Linked DNA regions of Homo sapiens: regions 1 and 3 are each linked to region 2. A link is a loop called in an ENCODE intact Hi-C map of the cell type or tissue named here. Cell type or tissue: PC-3. All regions are shown on one strand. Each heading gives the region's core, and the rest is flanking DNA. Links, peaks and the distances in the headings are about the cores only. Region 1 overlaps RGS2 (regulator of G protein signaling 2). Region 2 has its middle 44 kb from the start of RGS2-AS1. Region 3 has its middle 24 kb from the start of RGS2-AS1.

Evidence for each region. Peaks named below come from ENCODE experiments on the same cell type or tissue, not always from the same donor. Only the 100,000 strongest peaks of a DNase experiment are listed, where the experiment ranks them.
Region 1: a loop joins it to region 2, with 5 times the contacts of the local background. A loop is called at or near these places in 16 of 110 quality-filtered maps.
Region 3: it touches region 2 in a loop (5-fold over the local background); 4 of 110 quality-filtered maps call a loop at or near these places.

The regions. Positions count from the first base shown.
Region 1 is chr1:192,810,904-192,818,539 of GRCh38, forward strand. It overlaps RGS2 (regulator of G protein signaling 2), which reads left to right. Exons shown (of 5, transcript NM_002923.4): 4 at 78-244; 5 at 499-1,372. The coding sequence ends at 693. Among named protein-coding and RNA genes, the nearest start is that of RGS2, 5.7 kb to the left of the region's middle. In PC-3, for the core only: no CTCF peak of the experiment used is centred there; no DNase peak of the experiment used is centred there; H3K4me3 peaks cover 1,299 bases; H3K27ac peaks cover 2,442 bases.
Region 2 is chr1:192,900,593-192,908,894 of GRCh38, forward strand. No RefSeq gene overlaps it. Among named protein-coding and RNA genes, the nearest start is that of RGS2-AS1, 44 kb to the right of the region's middle. In PC-3, for the core only: no CTCF peak of the experiment used is centred there; a DNase peak (open chromatin) is centred at 4,099; H3K4me3 peaks cover 603 bases; H3K27ac peaks cover 2,134 bases.
Region 3 is chr1:192,967,942-192,976,243 of GRCh38, forward strand. No RefSeq gene overlaps it. Among named protein-coding and RNA genes, the nearest start is that of RGS2-AS1, 24 kb to the left of the region's middle. In PC-3, for the core only: no CTCF peak of the experiment used is centred there; no DNase peak of the experiment used is centred there.

The DNA of each region.
Region 1 (7,636 bases), core at 1-4,000, 92 kb before region 2:
GGATAGGAGAAACATAAGGAATCATTTGGTCTCTCAGTTCTTCACATTCTGCATGCTCTCTTTTCTCCCCCCTTCAGATGGTCTTGCTGCATTCAGGGCTTTTTTAAAGTCGGAATTCTGTGAAGAAAATATTGAATTCTGGCTGGCCTGTGAAGACTTCAAAAAAACCAAATCACCCCAAAAGCTGTCCTCAAAAGCAAGGAAAATATATACTGACTTCATAGAAAAGGAAGCTCCAAAAGAGGTAAGGAAACAAGTTCCTAATTTCAGCACAATCTGGACATCTTTAGCACAAAAGTGAAACAAAGTAATCAAGGACAAAGCGGGCTAGGAGGGGTAAAAAGTCCCTCCACGTTGTAGCTTTCAGTTATGTTAAAGTTCTCCTGTGACTTAGCTAGTAAAGCTAATCACACATAATTTTTATTTTTTGTTTTCAAATACTAAATTTTAATCTTTAACTCTGAATACCAAATAAACAACTTTTTTGTTTTATTTCAGATAAACATAGATTTTCAAACCAAAACTCTGATTGCCCAGAATATACAAGAAGCTACAAGTGGCTGCTTTACAACTGCCCAGAAAAGGGTATACAGCTTGATGGAGAACAACTCTTATCCTCGTTTCTTGGAGTCAGAATTCTACCAGGACTTGTGTAAAAAGCCACAAATCACCACAGAGCCTCATGCTACATGAAATGTAAAAGGGAGCCCAGAAATGGAGGACATTTCATTCTTTTTCCTGAGGGGAAGGACTGTGACCTGCCATAAAGACTGACCTTGAATTCAGCCTGGGTGTTCAGGAAACATCACTCAGAACTATTGATTCAAAGTTGGGTAGTGAATCAGGAAGCCAGTAACTGACTAGGAGAAGCTGGTATCAGAACAGCTTCCCTCACTGTGTACAGAACGCAAGAAGGGAATAGGTGGTCTGAACGTGGTGTCTCACTCTGAAAAGCAGGAATGTAAGATGATGAAAGAGACAATGTAATACTGTTGGTCCAAAAGCATTTAAAATCAATAGATCTGGGATTATGTGGCCTTAGGTAGCTGGTTGTACATCTTTCCCTAAATCGATCCATGTTACCACATAGTAGTTTTAGTTTAGGATTCAGTAACAGTGAAGTGTTTACTATGTGCAACGGTATTGAAGTTCTTATGACCACAGATCATCAGTACTGTTGTCTCATGTAATGCTAAAACTGAAATGGTCCGTGTTTGCATTGTTAAAAATGATGTGTGAAATAGAATGAGTGCTATGGTGTTGAAAACTGCAGTGTCCGTTATGAGTGCCAAAAATCTGTCTTGAAGGCAGCTACACTTTGAAGTGGTCTTTGAATACTTTTAATAAATTTATTTTGATAAATAATATTGAACACTTGGAGTCTAGATGTGATTTTATTTTTGATAACTGGAAATGTGGCAGATAAAGGGAAAACATCTTTATAGTAAAAGACATTTCAGTTTTTGTGCCTGCCCAGTGAGAATTGACAGTCTTCAGAACTGAGAAATGATAGTTGCAGACAGATAATTCTTTTTTTAAAACCTATAAGCATTATGCAGACCTAAGGAAGTCACATCCTTAGAACCACTGCATTTATGCTTTCTAATCTTAAAAAAAAATCAAGCTTGTTAATGAAACACTGATCTAAAGGATTCTGTATCTAAGTACCAGCTAAATATGAGAAGTAAATGTAATGGAGACAAGCACAAAAATTATTCACATAATTAAGCTTCTCAAATGAAGAAAGAAGCCAAATAAGGTCAATGTATGCCTGTCTTTATTTACTTTCCATTGGTTCCAAGCTCCCCCACAAGTACCAGCATGGGCTTCCAAGATACATACCTGAAATTGTTCCCTTCCATAATGTATCAATAGAAAATCTCAGAATTTTCCTGATTTTCATGCCTTCATTTGGCCAACAAAGAATCTGTTACTTTAGGTAATGATAAAGTCAAAAGAAGTGCGCTTTCGTTTCTTAGACTTAAATCCAGAAATGTGCTTTTTTCCACTTGAGAGAGGAAGCCCTTGAATCTGTTTTCAAACTGGCTAATTAAAAAGCACCCCTTCCTCAGCAGGCTGTTTTTTTCAATGTCCTTGATTATGGTCTTAATAAAAAAGGAGGAGGAACCCTGATTTTAGAGTTGGAAGAACTGACGCAAAGTAATCATTTCTCATAGCTTTGTGACCTTGGGTGTCCCCATTGTCTTCTCTGACTCTTCATTTTAGACCTTCCTGCCTTTCTGGTTTTATAAAGTAGTAAGGGACTTTAGAAATCATAAAGCACTAAGAACATTTTTTTTCTGATTTGCCAGAAGAAAAATTGACCTCCAGTAGTTTACTGTTTCCATTGTGATTGCACTAATTTTCACCTTAGCCAGAGTTTCTGGCACCAACAGACACAAGCTCTATTAGAGAGACTGCCTTGTCTACTGTATCACAGCAGCCAGAATAATACATAATAGGTGCTCCATAAATATTGATTGAATAAATGAATCCAAAGAGTCATTGAAACAAATATTTCTTTGGAGAATAAATGTGTCAGGTCTAGCATAATCCTTAATTTGGAAAGATTTTGACCAACAGAGGAACTCAGGAGTCATGCCATATATCATCCTATTTGTCACCAAGTCATTTATTTTACTTCAAACCTCTCTACAGCCTACTCTCTGTTACCACTCTGATCAAAGACACCACCATCTGATGCCTAGATTACTGCAATAGTCTCATCTCCTCTCACCCACTCTTCCCCCTCTCCCACACCAATGTGTTCCTGCCTTTTAACTCTAGGGATCCCTTCAAGACAAATCTGATCTTGTCTCCAGTTGCTTATAAACACCTTGACAGGTTTTGCAAACAATTAGGATAAAGACAGTATCTCTAATATGGCCTAACACCTGCATGGCTTGACCCCTCCTTTTGTTCCAACCTTGACTCTACCACATTTCTCCCAGCTCTTTCTGCTAAGCCACACTGTCCTACTTTCCTAGCAGGTGCCATGCCCACTGGCCTCACAGGACCTTAGCACCTAATAGTTCCTCTGCATGGAATTCAGTTTTAGCTCTTACTCATGCACATATCAATGCAATTGCCACTTCCTTAGGGAAGCTTCCCTGACCTCCTTACCTCGGTCAGATCCCCTTTTAGATGGTCTTATAGCACCAGGTTCTCTAATTTAGAGCACTTAATGGAGTTGTAAGTTCTCATTAATTTGTCTGATTATTTAATAATTCTATATCTTCCTCCACCAAATTGTAGGAACCACAATTTGAGGACCCTTGGCCTTTTTCCGCTCACCACTGAATCCCAACACCTAGCATAGTGCCTGCTGTACAATGGGAGCTGCATAAATAGTTGTTGAATGAATGGATGAGTATTAAAAGATCTTGCAAACAAATTTTGATGAAACAAGGATCTACCAATGCACAAGCAATTAAGGACAAGACTTTTTTTAAACCCCACTGGCTCAAATGTCTGAAAATATCTGTAGAACTTTTTTCTTTGGCAAAAATAAGTAACTACCTCTTAGTTGGCAAAGTCTCTATAACTTTTGACCTTTAATAAAAGAAGAGGCCAGATTATACTAACAAAAAACAGAAGTTTTTATTTTCAGGGCTGCTAAAAGCACAGACTATATTCAGGTAGTATTTTCCAATGTTCTGTAGTGTGGAACAAACTGAAATAGATTTAAGATTAGAAACCACATTCACCCACAAATAAATATTACTTAATGTTCCAGTTTCCCAGAGTTCACACACTTAGGATCCACAGTCCACTCATTTTGATATTTCATTGTTCATATATTTTCAGCCCAATGATATTTTAAAATATATTAATTTCATATGATCTTACTAAAAAAAATAGAAACTTATATGTTATCTGTCATGTGAGCACAGGGAGACAATAAATGAGTTTCAATAAAATTACCTATAGTGGTCACCCAAAATGTCATAGGAAGCAGATCTTTAGTAGATGTGTTTGTGTTGTGTTGTTGTTTAACCACAGTATTTGATCATGTATGGTAGTGATTCTCACCTTGTGGGGTTGGACAGTGAAGGGAAACAGTGATTGTGCATTTCTCTGTGTCTTGAGAGGTGTTATGCAAGGGAGTGCATTGTGTATTTGGACAGTATAGAGACTAGGAAGTGTCTGCCTGTGTCAGCCACTAGACTGTTTCTTTGTTTTCCTATGTTAGCTCAAAATTGCAGCTAAAGGACTTAACCTGACTTTACAGAGAACATCACCACTATTGAATGTAAGTGTTAACATGTATACACGTTCCCTGGGTCTGACTTTGATGCTTTTTGACAACTTTAGGAAGCCATTTTGGCCAATGGCAATAAGCACAAGTGTTTTATCTAATTTCTGACATCTTAGCTAAAGAGCAGCTTGGGGCTGCTTGAGGTAATGATAACACCTCAAAAGAGCTTCTCCTGTGGCCTAAAGGATAGAAAAAGGAATCACCAGGTGATAGCCTTAAATACTAGTGGTTGGGATATTATTCTGCAGGAATGTGACACCAATCTCAAGTAAAATTTATGGAAATGACTTGGGTATCAATATAAGGCTCGATTGGAGACAGGGCGATGAGTTAGCAGGCTGCAATAATAGCTCACATGAGAACCAGCCATGTGTCTGAACCAGGACAGTGTCACCAAATAATTCAGTGTAACTTAATAGTAAATTATACATCACCTACTCCATGCAGAACACTGATCTAAACTACATAGGGAATAAATATAAAGACCCATGAGACACATTCCCTATCCTCCAAGAAGTACCAATTAAGTAGCTGATGAAATAAATATACCAAATTAAAACAGAGTGTGAGCTATGATTGCTGATTAATTATGAAAATAAAAGTGCAGATACCTTTAGCTGGAATAAATCAAGAAACACAGTGAAGTGGCATTTTTGTTGGTATTTAATAAATGTGTTGAATTTCAGAGAGATAAAGGAGAGATTATTCAAGGTGGAGAAACAGTCTAAATCGAAGGAAAGGGGAAAAGTAGGATTACCTGTTGCATTGTGCTGTGATATTTTTGTAGGCAGATATTTTTAATGGGGATGTATATTTGAAAACTAGTCCATTGATTCGTTTTTTAACAAATATTAAAAGTAAATATATAGATAAATACTTATGAAGGACTTCTCTGGGCAAGACATGTCTATAAGAGTAGAAGACTAGAACCTCAAAATGCAACTAAAAGCTGCACTTAATTTTTCTTAAAAGTTGATTTTCATAAGATCATCATCACAGTTATTAAGCTTTATCAAATCTTTCTTCATGATTTCCCAGGCATCTTTCCCTTCCCTTACTACAGCCAAGTGCTTATTCACCGTGGTCATCCTCCTCTCACCTATCTCAATAGGCCTCAGATCCTGTATTCTGCTTCTCATCCCTTCCCTAGAATGCCATTTGAACGCTAACTTTCTCACACTACTCTTATGCTCAGAAAAGTACATAAATTCCCTGGTATCTCCCAAATCAAGGGAAATTCCTATGCCTAAGGCAAAAAAATTTCTACCATTTTTGTAAAATTTTGGCCCATCCAATCTTATTTCCCACTGTTGACATGAGACATTTGATACTGGTTTTTCTTATTGCCTCTGAGATATATTATTCTCCTACTATTAAATCAAAAATTTCCCTTTGCCCAAAACCCTCTCTCTCTTCCCTTAAGTTATACTCATTTTTTAAGGCTCAAAGTTTCACCTCCATAAAATATTTCCATGGGTGCATCAGTCGTATCTCCAATTAAGTGGTCACTAACCGGACCATTCCGACTTACTCCATTTTCAAAGTAACTAATAAAGTTCCATATTATTGATACTCGTTGCTCATTGATGATCTTATTAACTTACTGGTTGGTTGATTGACTCACAAACTCTTCAGTAAAAATCCATGCAGTGATATAAATGATTTCGTTTAAATATGCTAAACTGACTTGTAAAAAATAACAGTTTTTTCAGAAGTCTACATATTTTAATCTTGGCTCTACGTTTTTGCCTTGCAAATTTATAGTAAAACTGAACTATGTGGATCTTGGATGAGATCCTAATGTTAGATTTTCTCAAATCCCAAATTAATCTGATATTTGTATGGTTTTAAAAGTGCACTGACCTATAAGGAAGCTTCCTTTAGGAGTGATTCTGTGTGTTTATTAAGCTGGTGTATATCTTAGACATGTACAGACGTCACACCAAAATCAAAATAATGAAAAAGAAAAGTGGGCCAAAAGGAAGAGTGAGAAGAAACTATTTCCCTGCTGTCTATTTGGAGTGAAGAGGGAGTTGATTTTTTTTTTAATGCGTTTGCAACTTCCAGTCTTATAGGACTATTACCACCTCCAACCCAAATTACTCTCCCAGTCTTTAGCTTCAGAATGCAACCACAGGTAATCTACGAGTGCGTTTGAAACTGCACTGTTGAAAGAACTAAGAAAAGTATGCGGTTTACATGAGCTGTGGTATAGTCTGACAAAGACCAGATATAAAACTTTTGTTTGAAAAGCAGGTGGTACTTAGTAGATCTTTCCCTGCTTGCCGGGAAGCTTACAGTATTAAATCTCCACTTGGCACAAACCAACATATTCTCACATAGGGTAATTTTCTTGCAAAAGTGGCCACTGAGCATTGTGACATAAATGTCAGGACTTAAAGTTCTACTTCTTTCTAATTTCTTCTACTTCTGTTTTTCAGATGCCAGAGTTTGACAACTCCTATAACACTCTATAAAAGTTCTAGTAATATGATTAACATTTTAAGAGCAACGAATAATGCAACTATTTCAGAAATAATTGTAGTCATCACACATTTTCAGAAAAACCAGTTACCACTGAAAATGTTAATACTAATGAAGTGCTTCTGAACTTTGAGAGATTAGTTAGCCATAGAATGTAAAAAATAACTCAGAAAGAATATTGACCACAAAAGCAGTAAAGTAGTACTATACAATAAAAAATAAAGTAATATTTTATAATATTATGATATATTATATTATATATCATCATATATTATGATTAATAATTTATATATCATTTATATATCATCATATATGTGTTATGATGTATATTATAATAATACAATATAAGACTATATGCAGTCCAGTAGGGTGGCTCATGCCTGTAATCCCAGCACTTTGGGAGGCCAAGGTGGGTGGATCACCTGAGGTCAGGAAGTCGAGATCAGCCTGGCCAACATGGTGAAACCTCATCTCTACTAAAAATACAAAACAATTAGCCAGGCATGGTGGCACACGCCTGTGATTCCAGCTACTTGGGAGGTTGAGGCAGGAGAATGGCTTGAACCCAGGAGGCGGAGGTTGCAGTGAGCTGAGATGGCGCCACTGCACTCCAGCCTGGAGGACAGCGTGAGACACTGTCTCAAAAAAAAAAAAAATATATATATATATATATATATATGCCACATATGTAATGTCAAATATTATAATGAAATTTAAATAATTTAAAAGAAATAGGTGAAATTGATTTGAATAATATATTTTATGTAACCCATTATATTTATAATATTATCATTTCAACATGTAATCAATATGATAAATTATGAAAGAGATAGTTTAATTATTTTATTTGGTCTTCAAATTCTGGTGCATATTTTACACTTGCAGCCCATGCAG
Region 2 (8,302 bases), core at 1,970-5,969:
GCTAACTGAAAAAGTGGCACAAAGTTTCTGCTTTGTAGTGTCCTCTATTACAATAGTACCCAACTTAGACACAGACACAGCTTAAGGCAAATGCTCGTCCTTCCCCTCCTTTGTCTTACAGTCGGCAAAGACCTAAATAAATGAAGATACATATTGTGTTCATAAATTGGAAAACTCTATACTTTTAAGATTAAAAATCAGATCTTTTCAAACGAATCTATACATCCAATGCAATCTCTGTCAAAAACCTAACAAGACTTTTTTTAAAAAACTAGAAAGCAACAAGCTGGAAAGACAAAATATTTAGAATAGCCAAAAAATTATTTTAAAAAGAGGAGAAAGCTGGAGGTACCACACTATTCGATTTCCAGACTTACTATAAAGCTACAATAATGAAGAGACTATGGCATTGGCAAAAATATGGGGATGTGGACTCTTGGAACAGAAATAGATCCACACATACATGGTCAATACATTTTCAAAAAGGTGCAAATGCAAGTCAATGGAAAAAAGATAGTCTTTTCGAAAAATTGTGTTGTAACAAATGAGATACTCACGTGCAAAAAAATAAAAATAAACTTTAAGCCAAACCTTCTGCTTTATACAAAAATTAACTCATAATGAATCAGAGACCTAAATGCAAAACAAATAACTAAAACTTCCAGAAGAAAATGTAGGAGAAAATATTTGGGTTAGACAAAGTTCTTAGATATGACACCAAAAGCTAAATCCATAAAAGTAAATTAATGAAGATTAGACTTCAAAACCAAAGATTAGACTTCAAAAGTTCTACTCTTTGAAAGACACTACTAAGAGAATGAAAATACAAGCCACATATTGGGAGAAAATATTTGCAAAACATGTACAGGGTCTGATAAAGGACTTGTATCTAGAATACATATATAAAGAAGTCTTAAAACAAAATAGCAAACAACCCAATTTTTTTAAATGGGCAAAAGATTTGGAAAGACATTTTCACTATGGAAAAAATATTGGAGTAGAGTGGGCCCTTAACCAATATGACTAGTGTCCTTACAAGAAGAGGAGAAGAGACAGACATAGAAGAAGAATGCCAGTTGGCAATGGAGACAGAGATTGGAGTCATGCAGCTGCAAGCCAAGGCATGCCAAGGATTGCCAGTGATAATAGAATCTAAGAGAAGGGCATGGGACAAATTCTCCACCACAGCTTTCAAAGAGAGCATGGCCCTTCCAACACCTCGATTTTGGGCTTCCAGCTTCCAGAACTGCAAGAAGATACATTTCTGTTGTTTTAAGCCACCCAGTTTGTTTTACTTTGTCACAGCAGTCCTAGGAAATGTGTGTGTGTGTGTGTGGTGTGTATAAATGTGTTATATATTTTCTAATATTATACAAATCTCATGCAAACAGATTCCCTACCTTTCCTCATATGACCAGTTCCATGTTTTATTTCAGACATTTCCTAAAGAACTGATATCACTTTATTACTTTTTGTGGTAAGAAACTCATGTGAAATATTAAATACTCACATTTTTATATTTTACTTCCTTTTAAAAGCTTTTATATAACCTACTGGAAGTGCATAATAATAACAGACTTCATAACTACCATTTATTAAGAAGTTTTTTTGTTCTGCATCATGTCTAATACTGTAAAGAATTTGGAGGTTATTATTTTAATTGTCCAGAGTAGGAAAGAGGTTTAAAAAGATGAAGTCTCCCACTAGGCTGTGAACTATTTTAAAGACTATATCTAATGCATCTGTGTAATCCCTGGAATGTGGTACCAGGTCTGGCTAACACTGTCTTGAGTATTGGACAAATTAATTAAATTTACCCCAAGTCACATAGTAAATGAACTGTGGAGCTGGAATTCAAATGAGGCCTGTCATATTACGGCTCCATTTAAATGCATCCAATACCATTTAGAATAAACCCAAACTCCTTACTTTGGCTAATAAAGCTCTCAGAATCAGGCACCTAGGGCTCATTTTACACCATCCCTTGCTTCTCCTGACCCTGCAGCCACACTTCTGTTCAGTTCCTCAACCTCGGCACTAACTGCTCCTCCTGCCGACAGCATCTTCCCTTGTTCTCACTCCTCCATCTTTGCATGGCTCTATCCTTCGAGTTATTTGGGTCTCACCTTAAATGCCATCTCCTTAGAAAGGTCTTCCTGATCACCCAGTGTAAAATAGCAACCCATTTACTCCCTATTACTTATAGTCTTGTTTTAATTTTGTTATATTTAACTTATCATATTCCATGTTTTGTTTCTTCAGTAGTATATTTACAGTCTTTTTCTTCTACTAAACATGCTAAGGTTCATATTTTTCACTTGCATCTTCTAGATTTAATACAAAAACAAACATTAAGAAAGCTGATTATTTTATTGTATACTTTAAGATAACAAACATATCATTTATCGTGTTCATTACTACATCTCCAGAAAATGGAAAGTCTCTGTCACATAGTGGGAACTCAGTTGATAGACTTTGAATAAATAATGAATGTTTCATTTCATGCTGTTTCCCTATGTCCATGCTTATTGCCCCAAATTCAAGAACTAAATTGTGACACAACCTGGTCCATCTGGCCTATCATACTAGATCTCTGAAATGTTCTAGCAACTCCAAGGGCTCTGGTACGTCTTTTATCCATACGGCCCTCTGTCTTCCTAATCTGGCAACAGCCTCCTAGTAACTAAAGCAAACTGTGGAAATTAACAGCTGCACCACTGACTTCAGGACCACACCAGGGGATTCCCCAGCAGGTGCCAAGTTTAAATATAGGCTACAGGGAATGTTCTATTGCCAGTGTGCAGTGGGATGCCAGACAGCTGTGGTACATCGGGATTTCACTGGGCCACGTGTCTCGTTAGTGTTTATATCACCAAGTCATAATTAAAAGGGTTTCTCTTTCTTAAGACCACTTCTACTTCTTTTATAATATTGGAAAATAAAGAAGTTTCTTGGCATTCTATATATGAATTTGTATGGAACTACTTTATTCCTCTGTCCTTATTGATTTACAAATTACCCAAATGTCTTATTTCAATCAAAAAACTTTATAACTTAAATTTGGCCTGTTTACTAATTTGCTAATTTCCTAGTCTTGCTAATAGCTCACAAAAGTTATTTCATTTGTTTGCAAAGCTTCACTCATGGAGATGCTGTTGACAAAAACCCATGCTTCCCATACTACTTGGTGAAATGCTTAGGAAATTGAAAGTAGAATTCAAAGATGCTTCTCTACTTAAATTGTGAATGTGTTTTTACCGTGTTAGTTCAGGTCTACCATTACTTGATAGTGAGTACGTCTTGCACTTTTCAATTTGATATTAACATGAAAATAAAAAGTCCATCTCAATTCAACAAACTAAATAGTCAATTTGGGCACTGAGGAATAAGCAATAGATACTTCAAGTCTCCTTGATAACGCATTAGTCTTTTTCAGACTCAGAACTGAAGATTGAACAGCAAATGGCACATGGACCTTGTATTTATGTAGCATTTTACAGTTTAAAAATAAAGCTTTATTATTCAGTGACTTTGGATGAATAACTTTCTATAAGATGAGGTGAAAAAAGCAGGATACAAAGTTGTATATTTATATTTTGGTGTTAAGAAAAAGAAAAAAATTGTTAGTGGTAATCTCGAAGTAGTGGAATAATACATTGCTTTTATTTTGTTCTTTATGCTTTTTGGTATCTTAAAAATTTCTACGGTGAATATGTACTATTTTACAAATTAAAAAACAATTTTAAAATGCCTTAACGTATTTCAGTAAGTGCTCAGTTATTCTGTAAGTGTAAATATCCTCATTGTACAAATGCAAAACTGTTTGAGAAGTAGAGATAGTGACTTACTCCAAAGTTTGAATACTCTTTATTACATTTGCCAACTTTTCACTGAATCCTGCCATCAGCCCCACACTGACATGCCAAGGAAATGAAGTGTGGTTATAAAAAAGTCTAAAGAAACAGAAGTGGGGGCGTATGTGTGTTTTGTTCATGATTTTGACAAATTGTAAGTGAGTCAGCGATGCATGCCCATCACAACCTTTTTGAGAAGATCAGTCATGTGAGGCATAAACTGTCGTACAGATCAGAACGCTCCCAATAGTTTGGTTTTGGTGATAATAACTGCAACCACTTGCTCAAAGTTAAAGGAAAGCAAAAGGAACACACGTCACTGGCTGCTAGCTTACCGACAGCAGCCTACTGTGATTCATTATTCTGGCAAACATATTAGAGATAGGAATGTTTTATTTAAAAGTTTTGTACAGTTTAGCAATGTTCAGCGGTTGTGTTTCACAGGACTTCACCAGGGATACATCATGTAGGTTTTACAAATGTATCCAAATCAATCATGAATGATTCTCTTAATTTAAGCATATAATATAAAATAATAAACTTCCTTATTTTGTTGTTATATTAAATCTGGGAGCTACAAGTGGAAAATATGAACATTAGCATGTTTATTTAATTGATTCAACTATTAAAATATCATAGTCCACTAATTGCAAAGCATTTCTAAGTACAAATACAATTCTGAAAGCAAATAATAAAATTCTTTCACACTATACTCCACATGGATTGAAAAAAATATATTATGCAATAGCTACTGGCTTTGAGGAAGGACAGTCTCTTTTTTTTTTTATTCTCTCCTCTCTTTGTCTCTTTCTGAGAAAAACATGAGTACATAATGACCTCAAAGCTTTGATCACTATGAAGTTTGGTAACTATGTTAACCTGTTCTGACTAAAATTTCCTGTATCAAATTTTTATAAAAGAATGTGTGTGTATGAGTGTATTGAGGGTCTGTTATGTCAATTTCATGTGAATCTTACTTTTTTTTACATTGCTGACCAGAAAGAAAATATTAATCCCAAAAACCTATCAAACATTTTAATTAAAATTGCCAAATATTACTAATCTTGTTCAGTCAGGCATTACCCACATAAGGTACTGTAATACTAATTCAAGGTACTTGATGCTACTTTGTGACTATTTTATTAGTATAATTAATTGTATATACAGTAATTGCTTGTTCTTACTATAAAAATAATCCATGCTTCTAAGAAATTCAAACAAGGCAGGACATAAAGTAGAAATTTAAAGTCCCATCCTGCCCAATTACACTTGCCATGGGTAAGAGTTTTATGCTCATCTTATATAGCAAACTTTCTGAGAGCACAGAGACAAATTTAGTCAAAGCTGGAGTTCTTTTTTTTTGAGACAGAATTTCACTCTTGTTGCCCAGGCTGGAGTGCAATGGTGAGACCTTGGCTCACCGCAACCTCCACCTCCCAGGTTCAAGCAATTCTCCTGCCTCGGCCTCCCAAGTAGCTGGGATTACAGGCATGTGCCACCACACCCGGCTAATTTTGTATTTTTAGAAGAGACGGGGTTTCTCCATGTTCAGCCTGATGGGTTCAGGCTGGTCTCGAACTCCCGACCTCAGGTGATCCGCCCACCTCAGCCTCCCAAAGTGCTAGGATTACAGGAGTGAGCCACCGTACCCGGCCATAGCCGGAGTTCTTACTGCTGCCTCTACTTCTGACTCAGCAAGTGACCCTGAGCATGTAAAGAACAGAACATTTGTTCGTCATAGTAATTCATTCATTCATTGTTTATTCATTCATTCAACAACTATCTATCTCCAAACTATCTACTGTTGCTGCAGTTTTATCCTTGGAGATTCATTTGGGAGCATATAAGTAATTTTGCTCTAGAAAATAATTTTTTAAATAATAACATCAGCAAAAACATTTATTTGATAATTACTACATACCCAGCACGAGGTTAAGCACTTTTCATTGGGTATTTTATTTAATAGTCACACCAACCCTATGGGATAGGGACTATTATTATGCCTATATTCTAACTGAGGAAATGGGGACCTATAGAGGTGGACTGACTTGCTCAAACCAAAGTCACTCTGCTAGTAAATCCAGTGTAACAACCCAGAGCCACCTCACTCCAAAGCCTGTCCTCCCAGCCACAGAGCTATATTGCTCCTCAATGTAAGTTTCCAGTGGATAGAGAATGAAGTATTATCAATTATTAATACGTGGTCACACAAGCCACATTTCAAGTGCTCAGTAGCCACTTGTGGCTGGTGAGTACCTTATTACACAGCCCGATATAGAACATTTCCATCATCTTAGAAATTTCTATTGGGCAACACTGGTCTAGATAAAAACCCACCGAGTAAGACAACATTGGGTTTACGTAGGTAATTAACCTGATGAAAGGAGAGAAATAGTGAAAGTAGACAATTTAAGAATAAGAAAAGGGATTTAACCATCTGTATTTATCGGAGAAGAAGAGTTCAGGAAATACTAAGTGAGTAAGAGACAGTAACTATGTAATATTATTGAATTGTTATTGAGAGAAAATTATTTGTAGCTGTGAATATGTTATTAGTTGTTATATATATAGAAGTTGGAAGTTAGATGAAGTCAGTAATATAAGTGAAAAAAACAATTTTCCAACTCCAGAAACCACCCCAGTGCATTAAGGAGACAAGGAAGACTAAGTTGATAGTTAGAAGATGAGATCCAAAGGCTGAGAATCCGGGAAGGAAAGCTCTCAGAAGAGGCAAGATTAGGAGATATACCTAATGCTAAATGACGAGTTAATGGGTGCAGCACACCAGCATGGCACATGTATACATATGTAACTAACCTGCACATTGTGCACATGTACCCTAAAACTTGAAGTATAATAATAATAAAATTTAAAAAATTTTAAAAAGTAGATGAATTAAAGCAAGCCCAATGATGTGATAATGGGACAGAGAAATGAAAGAAGGAAATCTGCTGTAAGGAAGCTGTGGAAATGAATGAGATTGTATTTGTTAAGTGAGCTTCCAGTACAGCGAGCTGCTGGTTACTTGGTTTGTTTCATATGTTATGAATACTGCAAATATGTTATAAAAAGAATTGCGGAGTGTAAAATTTATCTTATTCATTTTTGCACAGTTGCTATAATGAAATATCTCAGATTAATAAAACAGTTTCTGCCATCTAGGAATGTAAAATCTAGAGTGAGACAGGCAACTACAAAGACTCTCTTTCACTCAGCTCCTCTTGTCAGACATGAAGCTGTATTCTTCACACAAATATGTGCCATACTCACACTATCTCTGCCCAGTAGGCACAGAAACTCCCTGACTCACCAGTACGACATGTTCCTAGAGGCTGTTCTAAGTCCATTTATGCAAAAGTACAAAATGACTTTATTCAAGCTATCACTAACATCTTGCCACAAGTTACTTCTTTATTATTACTTAGATTTATTAACTTTCATAGGTGCTCATAAACAAATCTAGTATTAGAAACAGCATCAAGTGGAAGCAGTTGAAAGTGTAATAGAGGAACTTCTCTATTGTTGACCTATTTTACCAATGAGAATGTTGAGACTCAGAGTTTCAGTTGCCTAAGGTCAGGTGATTAACAAGTACAGAAGCTAGGGTGAAGCCCTGGGTTTGTGTGCCTACAGAGTTCCTCATGTGAACTGCGTCATGCAGCCTCTTATCAATTGCATCACAAGACAGAATGGATGAAGGAGGCAGAATTGTTCAGTGGAAAGAGCAGAAGTTTTATCCTCTATTTTAGGATGGGTTCCCCTAGAAGCAGACCCTGAGGAAAGGATATGTTCATGGATTATTTGGAAAGTGATTCCAGGAAGCACTGCTGGATGAGCTGAAGAAGTAAGACAGAAAGAAGATACCCATACAAGGTGTGTTAATGCAAATGTTAATTCTGTAACTGGGAATAAATCCTACTGGGACTTCTGGGAAATTGTGGAGACCAGTCATCAGAACTGTCCACACAAAAGAGGAAGCTGAGACACTTACACTCCAACTCCTTCCTTTGTTGGCTGAGGTCTACTCTCAAGGCCATAGCTCCAATCTTTCCTGGACTGCTCCAGGCATGGGCCAAAAGAAAGGCCCAGGTAGAGAGTCTCAGGTGCTTGAAGTCAGAACCCTTTGAAACAGAAAGGCTGGTGTGAGAACAGTGAATGCCAAGAGGATATAGGCAGGGCATGGACAGCATCTCTACAACCTTGGGCAGACCTCGATAAGCTTGAATTACACCTCTGCTGATATATGCTTTATGACTGGGCAAACAAGGATCCCAACAACCCCTAAACATTGTAGTTGGTGGTTATAACTGCTATGTCTCTTCATCTAGAATGATTCTCCATCTCTTTTTTTCTGTAAAATTGACCTGTGGCAGAAATTAGAGCAATATTCTGACAGGAGGTCCCATTTCATATTTTGGTCTGATTGTTTCTTCTTCAAGTTGTATTTT
Region 3 (8,302 bases), core at 2,838-6,837, 68 kb after region 2:
AGTTTCTATCAAAACCATAACATATAAATCAATTTATTTTCAGATATTATTGACAGACTTTCACTGTCATAAAGAGTCATGAGTTTTATCACTTGAGTCATTTTACCTTGGATATAAATAACTGATTAGAGTGATTCACAGTTTGAAAAACCCAGCCCTTAACTATTTGAGATCCTGGTAAAGAAAGTGTTAGTATCCAGCTGTTTAACCACATAATGTGAAAGAGATTGCCAGTTTCCTCTCAATATTCACTGTCCCCAAAGTACTCCAATTGTTTAGTTACTTTGTCACCCAACCAAAAGAAAACGTTTCCTAGCCTCCACTGCAGTCAGGAGAAGTTGAATGACTAAATTCTGGCCACTGATATGTGGAGCAAAGATTGCTAACAATATGACTACATATATTATTGCTAATTATAAGATTATATAGATAGATCAGCCTCCTAAAAATTTTGCTTTGTTCCTATTCCTTCCTTTCCTTTTTATTGACTGAAAGTGGCAAGTGGCAAAAGCAGCAGCAACCTTGTAACCACCATGTTGCTAGAACCACCTTACTAGCTTAGCTCTTTGGATTGCTTCATGGAGCAAAGTCCTACCTAGGTGGCACTGTATTTTGAGCTCTTTTTATTAAGCATACTGACCAGTTTCCTAAATATTACATCTAAGTAACCATGTTGTGTGGCATTTCCAGGAAACTGCCTTAAAAGGGAGAGGACTCCTTCTTTTAATCTTCACTCCCTTTCCTCCTTCCTGGACTATGGTTTTTGTAAGCAGAGCTCCAACAATGCAGGTAGAACGCCCCAGGAAGTGACCCTGGGAATTGAAGCCATGTTTGGCAGAACAACGAGACAGAACAAACTTCAGCCTTTGATTCCATGGAACCAGCATACCTGCCCTGACCAACTTACCTCTGGAATCATTTTTCCTTTTTAAGCCACTACTGTCCATATTTTGTTACTTTCGGCCTAACCTAATCATTTCTGTGGCATATATAGTGATATGAAAATGAATGGAAAGATGGACAAAATGACATAGCATTGCTTCCCATGGCCAAGACACACAACAAAACTAACGTTATTAGATCCATTTAATAGGAAAATGAGACATAAGAACAAACATTTGTTAAGATTTTATATTTATCATTTAGACAGAGACTATAATCTTCACAGTAACCCTACAGGGTAGGCAACATCATCACTATTTTAAAGAAATTGAGACCTAGTAAGGGAGAGCAAGTTGCTTGGCATCACTCAGTGTGTAAATGACAGAATTTGAACTCACAGTTCTCATGAACAAAACCCATGCTCCATTCTATGCCTTATCTTATTTCCACAATGAAAAAAGAGGAACAGAAGGCAAATTAACTAGAACAAAAATTGCTTTTGCACAGATACAAATAACTCTGTTTCAATCAGAATAAAAGGTTTCCTGACTCACTCTAGATTCACAGGGCCTTGTTTTTCTTTTATAACCTCAAGTTACCACACTTTTAAGAAATAAATTATTTCGTAAGTTTATAAAATAGAACTGAATTGTGTAGTTCCCAGAAGAATTTCTTAGAGCAGTCTGTTCCCCTGAATCAAGGTGAAAAACAGACCCTGTTATGTGTAATGTACGCTTCTTATTTTTATCCTGGAATGAGTGCTTTTTTCAAATGTTGAAGGTTGGGACTAAAACACAACCACCTGGGCCACTAAAATAGGTCCTGCTGCCACTATTTCTGTTATTTCAGATTCTACTTGGAATTTCTCATTTTTCAATACTCTTGGAAGATCCTAAATGCTAACTTCGTTTATTACTTAGAAAGGAAAAGACTTGGGAGTGTTCTCTATAAGTTTCACAACTTGTCTGAATATTAAAACACGGCAATAAATTTATTAATGGTAATAAATTGCATCCTAATCTTTTCAGTGAAGTCATGCAAATTAGCACATGACTGTTTACTTGTGTAATAAAAAGTCATGGCTTTAAATGAGGACTTTGACTTTAAAGACATCTAATAAACTATGCCTTTTTTCATTGTCATTTAAATCCTTCCTCCATCATTGTTTTATTCATTCAACAAATGTTTTTTGAGCACCTACAATGAGAAGCAGTACCATGTAATGGTCAAGAGCACAAACTGCATTTCAAATCCTGGCTCCTCTTTCAGTTGGCTCTTTGACCTTGGTCAAGTCACTTAGCCTTTTTGACCCTCCATTTTCTCATCTGTAAATCAAGATAATAGTATTATACTTTCAAGAGCTATTGTGAGCACAAAATGAGTTAATATGAGGATTACATGTATACATAATAAATATATAATAAATGTTTATGAAAAATACATACCTACATACATATATACATACAATATACTGAGCTTTAAAGAGCTGGGATATAGCAATGATCTAAACACACATATTTTGTTCCCATGTAACATATATTCCAGGCAGACAGAGGCAGACAATAAACAAATAATTAGATAATAGCTCATGTGTGATAAATGTTCTAAGGAAGAATAAAGGAGATAAAAATAGAGAATGATGGTGGGGCACTATTTTTTTTACAGAATGGTTCAGAAAGGATGCTGTAGAATACAATATTTATGTAAAGATAAAAAAACACGAGGAAGCCAGCCATGCTGATGAAGGATTGGGCTTCTAGGTAATGGAAACAAATACAGAGGTCCCGAGGTAGGGGCGTGCTTGAAGCATATGAAGGACACTGAAGCCAATGTGTCTGGAGAAAAGTAAGCAAAATGAAGAATGGGAGGAGAGAAAGAGACAGGAATAGCAGGGTCTTACGGTCATAAAAGGCTTTGTAGCCAATGGTAAAGGCATTGGCTTTTACCCAAACTTGACTGAAAGGTCTAGCAGGATTTACAGCCATACCACCCTGAACGTGCCCAATCTTATCTGAAAGATCTTGCAGGACTTTGAGCAGAGGATGGATATTATTTAATACAGATTTGTAAAGGTTCCCTCCAGCTGCTCTGTAGGAAATAAATCATAACAGAGGGGCAAAGGTTGCTAAAAGGAGACCAAAGTGGTATATATTGCAATATCCAGGTAGATAGACCCTAGAAAAATACTTGCATATATGTACAAAAAGGTATGAACTTAGCTGTTCATTCTAGTATTGTAACAAGGAAAATTTAGAAACAACCCAGCTATCTGTCTATGAGGAAGTAGCTAAATAAATTGTGATATACTAAATGTCACATATTATCTATTAATAGCATATTAATAAATCAAATTCCATGACTTCAATAAGAGTAGGCAGTGGAGGTGATAAAAAAAATTTGGTGTAATCCTGGATATATTTCCAAAACGTAGCCCACAGAATTTGCCATTGGAGTGGTTGTGGGAAGTAAAAGAAATAAAGGAGTAAAGATGACTCCAGGATTTTCTGTCCTGAGCCAGCAAGGGTATAGTTGCTCTACTGAGTTTGTGAACATTAGGAGAGAAGCAGAGGATTCCTGGGGGAGTGGGAGGGGATGTGGTTAAAGAATTCAGCTTTGGACATGTTGAATTTGACATCAGAGAGTATGGATATAGGAGACTGAAGTTCAGAAGAGCAATCTGAGCAAGATGTCCATGTTTGAGACCCATGGTGTATTCATGGTATTGAAGGCCATGGGTTTGGATAAGATGAACCAATGCAGTGGTTCTCAAACCCAGCTGTGCACTAGATTTTTGATCAACTAAGTCAGAATCACAGGAGTGGGACCTAGACATTATATAATTTAAAATCCTTTGGGCTGAGAACCAATGACTTAAGCAAACAGTATAAAAAGAAAAGAAATGGAAAAAATTTGAAGAGAAAACGCCCAAAATAGAAAATACTATGGGTTGGCAGTGCATGGTGGCTCACCCCTCTAATCCCAGCACTTTGGAAGGCTGAAGGGGTCGGATTACATGAGGTCAGGAGTTCAAGACCAGACTGGCCAACATGATGAAACCCTGTCTCTACTAAAAATACAAAAATTAGCCTGGCATGCCTGTAATCCCAGCTACCAGGGAGGCTGAAGCAGGAGAATAGCCTGAAACCAGGAGGCGGAGGTTGCAGTGAGCCAAGATCACACCACAGCACTCCAGCCTGGGCAACAGAGTAAGTGAGACTTCGTCTCCAAAAAAAAAGAAAAGAAAAGAAGAAGGAAAATGCTATGGGTCAACAAATTTGAACAGTAAATTGTCAATACTAAAGTTGAAGATTCACATACTTTTGGCTCAAGAATTTACTTTTAGGTTTATAACCTTAGAGAAATGCTTGCATATATGCACAAAAAGATACAAATTTGGCTGTTCACTATGGTCTTGTATTAGGAAAATTTAGGTACAGTCCAAATATATGTCTATAAATAAACTGTGGTAACTTAAATACTATATATTATATATTAATAGCATATAAATGCAATATAATACCATATAGCAATTAAAAATGAATGAATTTGATCTATATGTATCAATATAGATTAATATTGAAATCACAGAATGAAGAAATCTAGCTAAAAAACATAGATATATTTAATATATATTACATAGTTTATATATAAAATATGTATTTTTATATATTTAACATATATTAAATTATATTTATATAATTTACATAATTATATTATATAAATATATTAAATATGCAATATTTAATATAGGTTTTAAATCTATGTATTTTATATATTTATATACATTTCATATTTTACAAATAAAATATATTTTTACATAGGGATATAGGCACTCAGAATTTTTTTCATTTGCTTTAGTTGGATTTTTTAGTTTAGTTTTTTTAGTCAGGTTTACTGAGATATAATTTACATACAGTAAAACTCACGTCTTTAATTGTACAGTGCAATGAGGTTTAAGAAATGGGTACAGTCATGTAACCATCACCATAAACAAATATAATAGTTTGATCACTCCAAATGTTTTCCTCGGGCTTCTGTGTAGTGAATCCCCTTACCCAACCCCAGCCCCTGAAAACCACTGATCTGATTATTTCTCTATTGTTTTTTTTTCCAGCATGTTATATAAATGGAATTATATAGTATGTAAGATTTTGTGTTTACTTCCTTTTTTAATTTTTATTTCAGTAGCTTTTGGGGTACACATGGTTTTTTTTTACATGGATGAATTATATAGCGGTGAATTGTGAGGTTTTAGTGCACCTGCCACCTGAGTAGTGTACATTGTACCTAATGTGTAGCTTTTTTATTCCTACCCCCATCACTCTCCCCCTTCTGAATCCTCAAAGTCCATTATGTCACTCTATGCCTTTGCATACTCATAGCTTATTTCCCACTCATAAGTGAGAACATACAGTTTTTGGTTTTTCCACTCCTGTGTTACTTCACTTAGGATAATGGCCTCATGCTTCATCGAAGTTGCTGCAAAAGACATTATTTCATTCCTTTTTATGGCTTGTGTTTACTTCTTTTACCTAGTAAATGTCTTTGAGATTTATCTGTATTGTCTCAATAATTTATTTCTTTTTATTACTGAGTAGTGTCCATTAAATGCTTGTAGCACAATTTGTTTATCTATTCACCAGTTAATGGACATTTGTGTTCTTTCAAATTTGGGGCCCTTATGAATAAAGCTGCTGTAAACATTCAAGCACCAGTTTCTCTTTTGACATATGTTTTCATTTCTCTTGGGTAAATATCTATTAACTTTATACCAAATATTTTTTTTTTTTTTTGCAAAGGATCTGTCATGTTCCACAGAATTCTTTGGGAATGAAGTAGTCTGACTTCTGACCTGGCAGGCACAAGGTCCAAAAGGAATCTCTCCATACATTATGAAAATAGATTTTAAATACCAAATGGGCATTGTCTTTGGGCTAAATATACAATATCCGTGACATATACCTACTACTATTTTCAAACATAACTATTATGCTGAACTAAAAGATACAAATTTATTTCAAAGCATTAATACATTCAGGGCAACTTTGCCATTATGTGTTTCCTAATCACTGGATGTGAAAAGCATAACCACTATCATATTTGAGTCTATGAATCTTTTTTACTTTATTAATATTAAAAAAGATAGGGAATAATGCCTAGAGCAGAAATGGGTTGCTTCAGGATCACCCAAGGTACTGGTTCTCAGCCTCCACCCCTGACCTACTGAAACGGAATCTAATATAAAGCAATTATAATAATAGCTACCTTCTATTGAGCACTTACTACTTCTAGCAAGGTGCTAATTGCTTTACATAATGCCCTTCATTCCATCCCCACAACAACCCAGTGAGTCAGGTGCTATTACTACTCCTGTGATTCAGGTGAGAACATTGATCCCTCTTGACTCAACGTCAAGTAATTTACCCATGGTTGCACAGTTTGTAAAAATCCTTATTTTTATTCATCTATCTCTGCCTTTAAAAAAAATCAGTAGTAAAACCATTACAATGATACAAGACTATGAGTAGAGCTGAGGAAATTACTTTTTAATCCTTAGATAAGGAATCAATTATGAGTAAAAAAAAATGAGTGAAAAATATCAGCTAAATAATGGAAATGAAAACAAAGAGCAAAATCTTCTTCCAATCTTTGTTTCCAAAATAAACTCAAAAGTGAGATTAGGAGGATGCAGCTGATATTGGGTCCACAGGCAAAAAGAAGCTATACAACTGTGTCCAGTGCAAGAGACCACCAATCAATGGGGAACGTGTTTCAACCTGACAACACTGCAGCAGTTATTTCTGTATTCTAACTTACGGAGGTTCCAAGAAAAGAGAGTTGAGAAAGATGGAAGAAGGAGAAGTTGATCAGGGAAGGGGAAACAAGAGAGCTGAGCTCTCAGGCACCATCTGCTCAGATTCCAGTCCAAAAGATCCTTGGGCATTGATGGAAGTGTCTGCTGCAGCACCCAGGACTAAGTGAACCACATTGCCCACAGTACCAAGGCAATCACCTTCTATTCTTTGATAAGCTTACTTCCACCCCAAAACCTGATCTTGCTTAACCAAATCCACTTATTCCAATCACTCATAGTTGCATAAGGAAAGAAGACTTACATTAGGCTTTGCTTAATGTAGTTCCTTTGTTATGAGTCATGGCACTAATTAAACCTAAGAATTTTTAAAATATGAATTCATGTAGTGTGAAGCAAGCCATTTCAAATGTTATTCTCAGGGATAGTTAATCATTTACATGTGAAGTCTACAGATGAAACAAATGACTTGAGTCGTTTAGAGGGAGTAATTGCAACAAAAGTGCCTCATCGTGATCAAAGTGATACCTCTTTTTAATCATTAGTATCCCTTGGTAAGACACTTAAGGATTCTCAACCCTCAGTTCTCTCATCTTAAAAATTAGTCCAGTTAATCTCTAAATAATTCTTTAATTTTAAAATTTATGAAATAACCAAAATATGAACAGTAGTCTTTAGGAACTGGGACAATTGAAAAACATATTTTATATTTTCTACAATTTTAAACTTTTTCTACTGGACAAATATTACTCTTCTAACAGGAAAATCTACCTTTATTTGAATCCATGGTAGTGATTCCGTGGCCAGAAAAATATCCCCCAGTCCAAGAATACATCTTGACATCATTGACTATTTTCCTAAAGTTTTGAAAATTCTAAGTGTATTTATACTTAAAAAAAAAACACTACAAAAACCAAATACTTGGTGCTGGCCTGATACTTCATTTTTTAGTTTATTCCATTGAGGCTTATTTGATCATTAGGATTCTTTGTCCATTTCCAGAGCCTCTTCCTTGGTACAAAAGCCTTCCGTGGACAAAGCCAGTGTGACCTGTCTACTCACCGATTACACTCACTGCCCTAATCCTCATGCATATAGGATTGTGGAGTTTCAGAAAGTCACATATTACATACAGACAATTCATTGATCTTAAACAAGAACTAAAAACAGTAGGAGTTTCGAAGATAGATTGGCCTGGGTAAAATTCTGATTTTGCCACTTTCTTGCTGTGTGACTTGGATAATCCACTGATTATCTTCATTTAGCTTCCAATTAGCTTCATTTCCACATGCGTAAAATGAGAATTACAGTACTGACCTCATATACTGTTGTAAGGAATACAATGAGATAAAACATATAAAATATTTATACAATGCCTGGGACATACACGCTCAACGTTCCCACTACACAATTCTTATGAAATCTTTCAACCTCCCATCAGAAAACAGAAGAGCTAGCTTCAGTTGCACCTATATGATGCCAAACACAGATGAAAATGAATAAAGTGATATAATTGCCAAAGTTTCTAAACATTTGTGTTACACAAAAAGGATCATTCAATTATGTTGTGTTGAGACAGGAGGTAGTGTTTTATCTTCTGCAGTAGCA